Linked DNA regions of Homo sapiens: region 1 is linked to region 2. Evidence: chromatin loops called from intact Hi-C (ENCODE). Cell type or tissue: IMR-90. All regions are shown on one strand. Links, peaks and the distances in the headings refer to the core of each region. The heading gives the core; the rest is flanking DNA. Region 1 overlaps MROH9 (maestro heat like repeat family member 9). Region 2 has its middle 9.8 kb from the start of FMO3.

Evidence for each region. Hi-C counts contacts between places; a loop is a spot of excess contacts. Peaks named below come from ENCODE experiments on the same cell type or tissue, not always from the same donor. Only the 100,000 strongest peaks of a DNase experiment are listed, where the experiment ranks them.
Region 1: it touches region 2 in a loop (5-fold over the local background); 4 of 110 quality-filtered maps call a loop at or near these places.

The regions. Positions count from the first base shown.
Region 1 is chr1:170,964,154-170,969,546 of GRCh38, forward strand. It overlaps MROH9 (maestro heat like repeat family member 9), which reads left to right. Exons shown (of 22, transcript NM_001163629.2): 7 at 998-1,102. Among named protein-coding and RNA genes, the nearest start is that of MROH9, 31 kb to the left of the region's middle. In IMR-90, for the core only: a CTCF peak has its summit at 3,091 (motif pointing right); a DNase peak (open chromatin) is centred at 3,108.
Region 2 is chr1:171,078,455-171,083,847 of GRCh38, forward strand. It overlaps the pseudogene LOC646804. Among named protein-coding and RNA genes, the nearest start is that of FMO3, 9.8 kb to the right of the region's middle. In IMR-90, for the core only: a CTCF peak has its summit at 2,978 (motif pointing right); a DNase peak (open chromatin) is centred at 2,987; H3K27ac peaks cover 349 bases.

The DNA of each region.
Region 1 (5,393 bases), core at 329-5,328, 110 kb before region 2:
TATTAATTCTTCCATTTCACAGATTTAAAAAAAATGAAAACGGAGAAAGGAGCAATAATATATATAATGCTAATGTGTGGAGGAGCCCCTCTAGCTTGGAAGCCTGTTACTTAACCACTTTGTTCTTATACCTACCATGCCTAAAAGCTTCCCTGCTTCTCAAAAAGGGCTGAAACCTCACTCCTGAAAAGGACAAGGCAGAGAGGCTGACCCCTCTGAGATTTAGAAACTCTTTCACCTTAGGAAATAGACTTCAAACATTTTTCACAATGGGAGCAAGAAAAGGTGAAGAGGTTTGGCCAACCATTGACATAAATATAGTAGACCCTGACAGATTGCCTTAAAGAAGGCTATTAATGGCGATTGGCATATGAGGCATATGCAGTATTCTTCCCTTTTCAAGGTTGTAAATGTGTCCTTGCCTCTGAGGATTAAGAACAGCTAGAAGGTGCAGCTAAGACAGATTTGAAAAAAAATTTGCAAGAACTTTCTAACCAACCTGCCTCCGGTAATGTACTCTCTAACCATAAGCCAGAATATTTGAGTGGTGAATTGGCAGAGGAATTCTGGAATAAGATGATATTGCAGGATCAGACAAGATTTTAAATCTCTTTAAAGCTGAAAGGCAGATTGTCATTTAAAAATAAAAGGGAGAATACATACTTTGAAAGAAAAAGAGGAGGCAAAGCAGCTGGTAATCATGTCATAGCTTCGTACTGAACTATTCATGGTGCCTAACAAAGTGACTATTATAGTGGATATTAGTAAATACTTTTTGAATATAATAAAATAAAATAAAACCCAGATACAGTTTCCATAGTAGATGAAGTAGTATACTAGATGCTTATTGTCTGTGTTTTTGAGATAAATGTAGGTTAAGTGTGAAATAACCAGGAGAATGTAGGAAGGCCTGATTTGGTGAAGTTGAAGAATAGAGGAAAGGTTCTTGGAAAATGGAAATTTCATGGTTCTAGGATGACTTTTATGTTTCCAACAGGAAATGCTCGTGTGGATGAGTAAAGATAGCTCATATCTGCAAGAGAGAATAATGGTGATCATCAACAAGGTGTTAAGATTTACAGTCACAAAAGTCAGAAAATACGTAAGTCACAGAATATAACAATGCCACCTGATTCTGAAGACTGCATTTCCATAGTGCTGCTTTCCATGTCTTGGGTCCTAACAGTACTTGACAGGTCCTTGGTATTATTGTACTGGTAGGTTGGTTGGGATATCAGAAAAGGAGTCAATATCCCACATGACTTTTTGTCAATCAGAACAGAGTTTCTCAAACAATTGGTTAAGACGCATCATGCTTTATGCAAAGAGCATGAGGGTGTTAAAACCAGATTCTTGCTGACTCTGAAATTTCCTCTGTAGACCACAATTTGTAATCTTTAAAATCCTTCCAACCTTACCTTTCTTCTTATGTATTACTTCCTAAAATAATTTGAAAGCTGTTATTTATTTTAAATTTATACAAGTAATCCTCAAGTTCTTTCATTGTGAAACATGCTAGAGGTAGAGCATAAATCTCCCTTTACTATCCTCTCCACACCAACCCTGTCCTTAGCCATGTCAGCATGATGTGTGTCCTAACAAACCACTTTCAATGTGCACACCCACATATAAAACACACACTGAAATACATAGCTTTATTATTTATTGTTTCTTTACTAAAGTTATATTCACATATGGTTCTACAATTTGCTTTTTTTCACTGAAACAATACATCCTATAGACATTTTCATGTCAACATATGTAGATTCATTTTATTATTTTAAATACAGTATATAGCCCATAGTTTTGACATATTATGATCCATTTAGCTATTTTTCAGTTGATGGACATTAAAGTATCATTTAATTTTTTTCTGCTTCAAACAATACAAAACAGGCATCTTTGTGCAAGTACATGAGTGTGTACCTGGAAAGGCTTAGAAAGATAATGGTCAGATAAAGAAGTATGATAGGTTAAAGTTTAGTAACACAAAATTGTCCACCAATTTGCATTCATGTAAATATTAAGGTGCCCATTTCCCCACACCTTCACAAATACTGGGATACAATCAGACTTTTTAATTTTTGCATTTCGGATGGAGAACAAATAGGTATGTCATAATCACCAGTATTTACTGAGTTTGTCTATACTTTGAATGACATCATGGCCTGCCTTCTCAAAAACCTTATACTACCTATGAACATTTCCCTTTTGTGGATACTGTATATTCAGCCTCTGTTTCCCAACTCATCCTTCACAGCGATTTGTAAACATACTCTGCTAATTACTTATCTGATTGCTGGAGTCACTTCAGGAGGAGATAAAAGTAAAGAGGGTGAGAAACATGCATTCATGATGTTATCTTTATCCATTTTCTACTGCTTGTACAAGCAGTCCCCAGATTTATTGAGATGAAGAATCTAGATCAGCTTTGTAATACCTCTGAATTTTTACTATTTTGTTTAAACTCAGCTTTGGAACATAATACAATTTACTTAGATGGGGGACACAGTCCAGAGTGTTCTTTGTATCATGCTAATTCCCTATTTCAGTGTCCCAAAAAAGAGAGTGAGCGGCTTATTTCAATCTTCTGATTCTCTGACCTGGGAAGGCAGCCTTTCTCTAACTTCTAAAATAGCTCGAGTTATACATTTGGTGTCCAGAAGGTTCACCATTGAAAATTTTGCAAGTGAGGCTTGAAATTAAGTGTATCTCACCACTCAAAACTGTTTTCTGCACAGCTCCTAAAATGTGTTATATATTCAGCAAGTATTTGATGACAATTGTTTGACTAGAGCCTAGTCACATGTTTCTCTCTGCATTTGATATATTCTAGTGAGTTCCACTCAAGTAGCAGATAGGCATTTTGGAGTTTCATCTTCTATCACTTCTTTCCATTACTGTAGTAGAGTTCATTCTCCTTTGCATACATCCCATCCTTCAACTGCAAAGGAATAAATATGTAAATTCACATGTGTAGCAGAAGGTTCTCATAAATTGTTAGTTGAGAGTTCCTAGCTATAACTCAGATTTGTTCGAGAAACCCAACGGAATAACCTATTACTCGGTTCTGCAATGTTCACTAAGTGCCACCAGGTGGAAGTACTTCAGTATTTTCCAGAACATTGAAACTAGAGCTAGAATCAACCAGCTCATCACAATCAGGGAAGCATAAAACTTCAGTAAGTTCGCTTTCTCTTTAAAATATTGTCTTGTAAAGATGATTAAGCCTGTGAAATTAATTGGGGAGGCAAATATACAAAACAAAAAAATCAAAACACACTGTTGACAAATTAAAATCTGAGATTCCCACAGCCCTAGTCTGTGTATCTCTGTATCTGACACATTGTATATCATCAACGAATATTTGTTCTACCCTTCTCTAAGTGCATCCACCTCATTTGTTATCTGGTACTGTTCCTACACTGGATAGACTTTTTTCTCCATAATAACCCTAGCCTAGGTCCTCCAGAGTGTCAGAGATTCTTGTCCTATTGAACAATTCTATCATTTTTATCTTGTCATAAACATTTTTAAAGTGATGATTTGTCTCACATGACTCATGTGCCCATCAGGGTAGAGAAACTCCTGCACTCAAAGCACATGTTCCTTCAATTAAATGGTTCAACTTTCAACAGGCAAAGAAATGTAAGTTAAGCATGTCAACTTATAGCATTAAGATTTTTTTCCTAGCTTTGTTCCTTTGGCACATCAGCATTTAAAAATGGATGGTGGGTTTCCAGCTAAATCTAACAAATTGCCCATGTGTATATATCTCCTTCTCCTCCAGAGTCCCCACAAAATGATGGTAATAAAATATTTTAAAAGTATAAATACACAGCAACAAAAAGAATTAATGAAGTGTTTTCAATGGGCTAGTGATGCCAACAAATTTCTGGAAGACAGATTAGGTAGAAGATAAAACCTGGCAGGGGAATTGAATGGTGGGAACCCATGAGCATTAGGGTAGGAGTTAGCTGAAAGAAAAGTAGTGTGCCCTGTAGAACCCTAGAGAGTGAGTTATGAAAGGCCAAATAATGATAAGGGCTGGGAGTCAAAGGCAGGCTGGAAACACATGCATTAATTCAAAGGATTAATTGAAAACATGTACAGAAGAACCTACATTGTCCCGCATTCCTCTTGACACACATTGGCAGACAGAAGTTGAGAATTTTTCTTTTGCAAAAACCATTGTTAAGCTCCCTGAGAAAAGAGTCTTGCATTCTGTCTAGCTATACTACAGCATGACCCCAGCCTCCCTCCCAGTTGCTCTAAAACAAAGTACAACAGGTGGCAAGCCTTGCTCACACACAAAACCCCATCAAGAGGCATTACATCCTTAAATTTTAAGCAGCAACCACACTTTGTGAAATTTGGGGAAACTCTCCAAATAAAAGAGACCAACAAGGGTAAATAAAGAAAAAATTACTATTAAAGATAGAGAGACAGCTGGGCTTTGTGGCTCATGCCTATAATCCCAGTGCTTTGAGAGCCTGAGGTGGGAGGACCTCTTGAGCCCAGGAGTTCTAGGCTGCAGTGAGCTATGATCACACCACTGCAGTCCAGCCTGGGTGACAGAGTGAGACCCCATCTCCAAAAAAAGTAAAAATAAAAATAATTTTAAAAATAAAATAAAGAGATAATGCAGGGTACAGATGCGAAAGACATAGGTACATACTAAAAGGAAATATAACTAAAGTGAGCATGGCCTATACATTGAATAATTTTATCTAGTCATGGTGAGACCATATTATTGATTTTCAACTTTTAGAATTAATCTATAAACCCAGCACAGGAAAACTTAAATAAGTTACTGAATACAATGTAAATGCTATGAGCTCAAAAGTGCAAAAATTAAAGTGCAGAGAATAGTTTAGTGGTTCTCCAACAAGTTACACATAGAATTGCTATTTGACACAGAAATCTTAGGTATATACCTAAAAGAATTTAACAGTTTCTCAAACAAAAACTTGTACAAAGTGTTCATTGCAGCAAAATTCACAGTAGCTGAAAAGTGCAATCTAAATGTCCATCAACAGATAAATGAACAAATAAAATCTAACACACACATATGGCATATTATCCACTCAAAAAAAGGAATCAAGTTGTATACATGCTACAACATGCATAAACCTTGAAAACATTATACTAAGTGAAAGAAGCCAGGCACAAAAGGCTACATTTTGTATGATTCTACTTATGTTCCTATTCTGTTATGTTTTATCCTGTTACATTCCTATTCTGTTATTCTGTTCTATGAAACAAGAAATAAAAGTATTAATATATTAGTAAAACACAAAAGTAGAAGAATTAAAAATAATATACTATGATGAGTAATGTTCTCTATTGAGAGAATTGTGGCGAAGTGGAAGAATGGAATTGAGATAGACAAT
Region 2 (5,393 bases), core at 310-5,309:
AAAATTAATTCAAGATGGATTAAAGACTTAAACATTAGACCTAAAACCATACAAACCCTAGAAGAAAACCTAGGCATTACCATTCAGGACATAGGCACAGGCAAGGATTTCATGTCCAAAACACCAAAAGCAATGGCAACCAAAGCCAAAATTGACAAATGGGATCTAATTAAACTAAAGAGCTTCTGCACAGCAAAAGAAACTACCATCAGAGTGAACAGGCAACCCATAAAATGGGAGAAAATTTTCGCAACCTACTCATCTGACAAAGGGCTAATATCTAGAATCTACAATGAACTCAAACAAATTTACAAGAAAAAAACAAACAACCCCATCAAAAAGTGGGTGAAGGACATGAGCAGACAGTTCTCAAAAGAAGACATTTATGCAGCCAAAAAACACATGAAAAAATGCTCACCATCACTGGCCATCAGAGAAATGCAAATCAAAACCACAATGAGATATCATCTCATACCAGTTAGAATGGCAGTCATTAAAAAGTCAGGAAACAACAGGTGCTGGAGAGGATGTGGAGAAATAGGAACACTTTTACACTGTTGGTGGGACTGTAAACTAGTTCAACCATTGTGGAAGTCAGTGTGGCGATTCCTCAGGGATCTAGAACTAGAAATACCATTTGACCCAGCCATCCCATTACTGGGTATATACCCAAAGGACTATAAATCATGCTGCTATAAAGACACATGCACACGTATGTTTATTGCAGCACTATTCGCAATAGCAAAGACTTGGAACCAACCCAAATGTCCAACAATGATAGACTGGATTAAGAAAATGTGGCACATATACACCATGGAATACTATGCAGCCATAAAAAATGATGAGTTCATGTCCTTTGTAGGGACATGGATGAAATTGAAAATCATCATTCTCAGTAAACTATCGCAAGAACAAAAAACCAAACACCGCATATTCTCACTCATAGGTGGGAATTGAACAATGAGAACACATGGACACAGGAAGGGGAACATCACACTCTGGGGACTGTTGTGGGGTGGGGGGAGGGGGGAGGGATAGCATTGGGAGATATACCTAATGCTAGATGACGAGTTAGTGGGTGCAGCGCACCAGCATGGCATATGTATACATATGTAACTAACCTGCACATTGTGCACATGTACCCTAAAACTTAAAGTATAATAATAAAAAAAAATCCCTTAGATGTTCACATTTTTTATTGATTCTTTTTCATCCTGAAAGTTCTTTCTATTCATTTCTCTTCAACTTGTACATATTCAGTGTTTATTTTCAAGGCTACAGCCCTGTCAAAGAGTATTAAAAACCCAGAAAAAATATCTCAAATGGCTCTTCCACACCTGTCACAGAGCAATCCCAGGACCCCACATGCAGATTCCTCAGGCTAATACCACCACACTGTCCCTAGTGCCTTTCCATTTTAAATACCTTACGTGTGATATCTTATTTTATTCTTACAACAATAGCCTGAGGCACATTGAAATTGATGAGGAACCTGAAGTCTAGGGATTCCAAGTGACTTGTTCATGATTAGCAAAATAGTTAGTGGGGAGAGTTAAGTCTTTCAACTCTAACTTCTAGTATTCAGTCAACTATATTAATATGTCTCTAATTTGAAATTTATTATAACTATTCTTTTTCATTGGGGTGATATCTTTAACTGGCACATTGTTAAATAATAAAGAGTAGCACAGTTCTAGACTCTAAACTCCCAATGGAATATCTGGATCAGGTCTACCATTTATTCTTATAAGTTAGAAAGTCAACAATTATGGTTGGAGAGAAGTTTTATTTCGATATCCCAGAAATGAGTTAGGACCAGAGATGTGAGAACCAGAGAAGGCCAGAAAATGGAAATACTAACCAAGCATTATGTATACTTATCTGATTTTTTTTTTTAACTTTTCAGCTATCTGTAGTGGTAGTCTGACTAAAACAAAAAGACATTTCAAAAATTAAAATTCTTAGACATAAGTCTACTTATTCTTTACAATCCAGTTTCATAAACGAATTCTTATCAGAGTCATGGTCTCCCTCTATTTCTGAAATAAGGTATTTGATTCAGCTCCCTTATATACTTTTATGGCACTCAATTGCTGGGGGATATTGAGAGGTATCTGCCAGTCTACACACCCTAGGTCTAATCTCTGTAGCTCACTTATAGCTTCAAATATGTATCACTTAAAAATATTTTCATTATATAAATTCTTTTCAAATACACATTCAAAATATATATATATATATTCAAAGCATTATATAAACAAAGTTTGAGTAATGAAGATGGGATGTCACAGAAGCCAAAACCCAACTGTGGGGAGAGACTAAACATCCCTGGCATTAGTGCTACTCTGTATCTCATATATTAACTCTGCTCACCACAAACTCCCATCTCTTCTCTTCATCAATCTTTTAGTATTTCTACCCTAAATCAATTGAAATTTTTATTGAGCACTTTTTTTGTGATTGGCACTAGGAATGCTCCATGCTTGGCATTAGGAATAGTACCATGAATGTAAGATGTATTCGCTTTCTTCAAAGAGTTTAAAAGGCAATTGAAAAAACAAGACATGCATAGAAAATTAAGTAATAACACAAGAGATCATAATAATGCAATGCAAAACAACAAGCAAGGTAGTATATAAAAAGTGGCCATAAGTTAGGGAGAGAGAGAAAAAAAACTGGCATTTCTGAGAACCTATTTTATGACAAGTTCTGTACAAAGTGGCTTTATAGATTATTGCATTTCTAGATGGAAACAAGCTTCGTTAATCAGCATTATATAAATGATGTTGTTTCCCTGAGTTTTATCTATTTGAGATTTCTGGATCCTGAGTGTAATAGAAAGGATTCATTTAATGTAGGAATTTACTACTATAACACAATCCTATTAATATCTTCATTTTATGAAACAGAAAATTGAAGCTCAGAAAGATTAAATAATTTACCTAAGGTCAAACATCCAGTAGGTGGCAGAAGCAACTTTTAAATTCTAAACTCCATGCAAGTCACACAGGTTTTTAAGAGTATCTCAAACACACACTCTGGAATAAAAACCAGATGGCCTTCACTATAGCTAAGTTAATCATAAATATAAGTAGCATTGCTGTAAAAAACATGAAGCAGGATGCTGATATAAATGTCCAGTTACTCCTTGTTGAGGAATTGACCAGTGTAGTCTGAACTCCTAGCCCATGTGATCAAGGGTACCAAATCTAGTATAATTTGGTCTAGTTTGCACACTGGGCTCTCTTCATTTGTAAACTCAGCAATTCTCATGGTGAGGGAAGTTGTTTGCTTTCTTTGAGTGGTGGTAGATGGGGAGAGTGTTTCAGGGGAAGTGACTCCTTTCTAGGCTTCACCCTTCATTTTTGACCCAGTAGGCTCAGGATGAGGCCTGGTAATCTGTTTCATTTTGATTTGTAATCCATTCACGTCAGCTTGCCGTTCGCTATTTAAGAACCATTGCTCTCAAGCATGTTTCAGGGCAATACAGATTTGGTTTAGCTTCAGTTTAAGTGACGAACAAAGTCCACTTTAAGTAATTCATCTTTTATTTTCTAGAGCTGCTGTGCTTACCTCTGCTAAAAGCTGCGAGACATACTGCTTTAACCTACAAAAGCTTCTCCGAAACAGAAGTGTATATTTTTGTGCCAATATTTTTCTTACCAGCTGTGCTTTCTTCCAGGGAGATCGTGCTTTGCCACTAAATGAGCCTGTGTGCAAAAATACTCTCTGCCAAGTAGAACCTTGCTGTTTCATATTCATCAGCTAATTTATTCCTGTGACCACCTTTTGCAGTATGCCTATTTTACAGATTTTTTTAAAAAGCAAATTTAAGAAAGGAAATAACTTTCTCAAGTTTATGCAGCTGATACACACTGGAGGTTGAGTTTCAAATTAGGTCTGCCTGATGCTAAATTATTTTCCTTTGACTTTTCTCTGTCTTCATTTTCTCTCCTGCCTTATCCGTTGCCCACGTGTTAAGTCCCATCGTGTTACCCACAAGCATACCTTAGTCTTATTCCTGGCTCTTAGTATTGAGGAAGTTGTCAACTTTGGCATTAGGTAGGTTTTAAACTGGATGTTCTGTTCATGTATGAATTTTATGAATAATTCATTGGTTTGGTGCCCACTAAAAGGACCAACAAGATTATTTTCTGGTAATTGCAAGTTTCATTGTGAAGGTTACACATAAATTTTTTCTACTCCTTATTCATTCATCCAATAGTTTAATGCCTGTGTTTTATTGTCAAGGTCGATTTATTTGCCAGGAATATGAGGTCTCTGCTTGAAAAGAAAATAGTTTTGTTATCTTTTTTTTTCCAGATCTGGTCATAATCCCTAGCAAAGATATACTGGTTAATGTTACCAATAGGGTAAAGGTCAATGAAAAGCAGTAAAACAGTATTTGTCAATGTTTTATGAATTTAAGTGGACTTAACTGTAGAGAAACTATTAAAAATCATAGTCTTCTCCTCTGTACTAGGCTTCCTATTCTAAAATAGGGCTCATTTTTAAAACTTCTGACCATTCAGTAAATAATTTTGTGATCAACTATGTATGCATAGGGCATCGTGCTGAGGAAAATCCAAGTTAGACTACAAGACATGACTCCTACACTCTGTAAGAACTATCATCCATTTTCAGAAAGAAAAATTTATGTAATGATAATGATAACCAAGGAATTATAACTAGCGGATAAAGTGAAAGTTCAGATGTCAAAGTAAACAGAGACTTCTTTGAGTTGATGTAATTCCTGAGAAAAAAATCATTTTACTATATAATAGAGATTATATAACAACTTTAATTTTCATCACAAGAGAAAATACTAAGTTATGTGCTTGAACAAGTTTTTTGCTGCTGTTCTCTGGCGAAAAGATCAAAGAACATTTGAATCTCTTCCAGCACCTCAGAGGTCAAGCCAACAAAACTAGCTTACAAATATACTAGGTCTCCTATAAACAAATATATGCTGCTTTTCTCCAACATGGCCGAGCCCAGGAGAGGTGGTGTGCAAGTATCCATGACGGCTGTCTGGCACTAGAGTGGAGAGGGTAGCGAAGAACAAAGCACTTGCAGGGTGAGAATCTGAATCCGGCCTGAGCTGAAGAGGAGAGGCTTGTTGTTGCCAGTGTTGGTTTAGGTAATGGTGTGAGTAGAAACCAACTGCTACTGGTTTTAGAGAAATGTGGACTGGTGGATGCTCTCTTAATGCCACCTTACAAGCCCTACTCATTTGAAAGATACAAAACTACAGAAGAATCTAAGAGAGCCTATGTTACTCTCAATGGGAAAGAAATAGTGGATGATTTAGGACAAAAGATGATTCTGTATTTGAATTTTGTGGAAAAAGCACAATGGAAGGAGTTGGGGCCTCAAGCCTTACCACTAGTCCT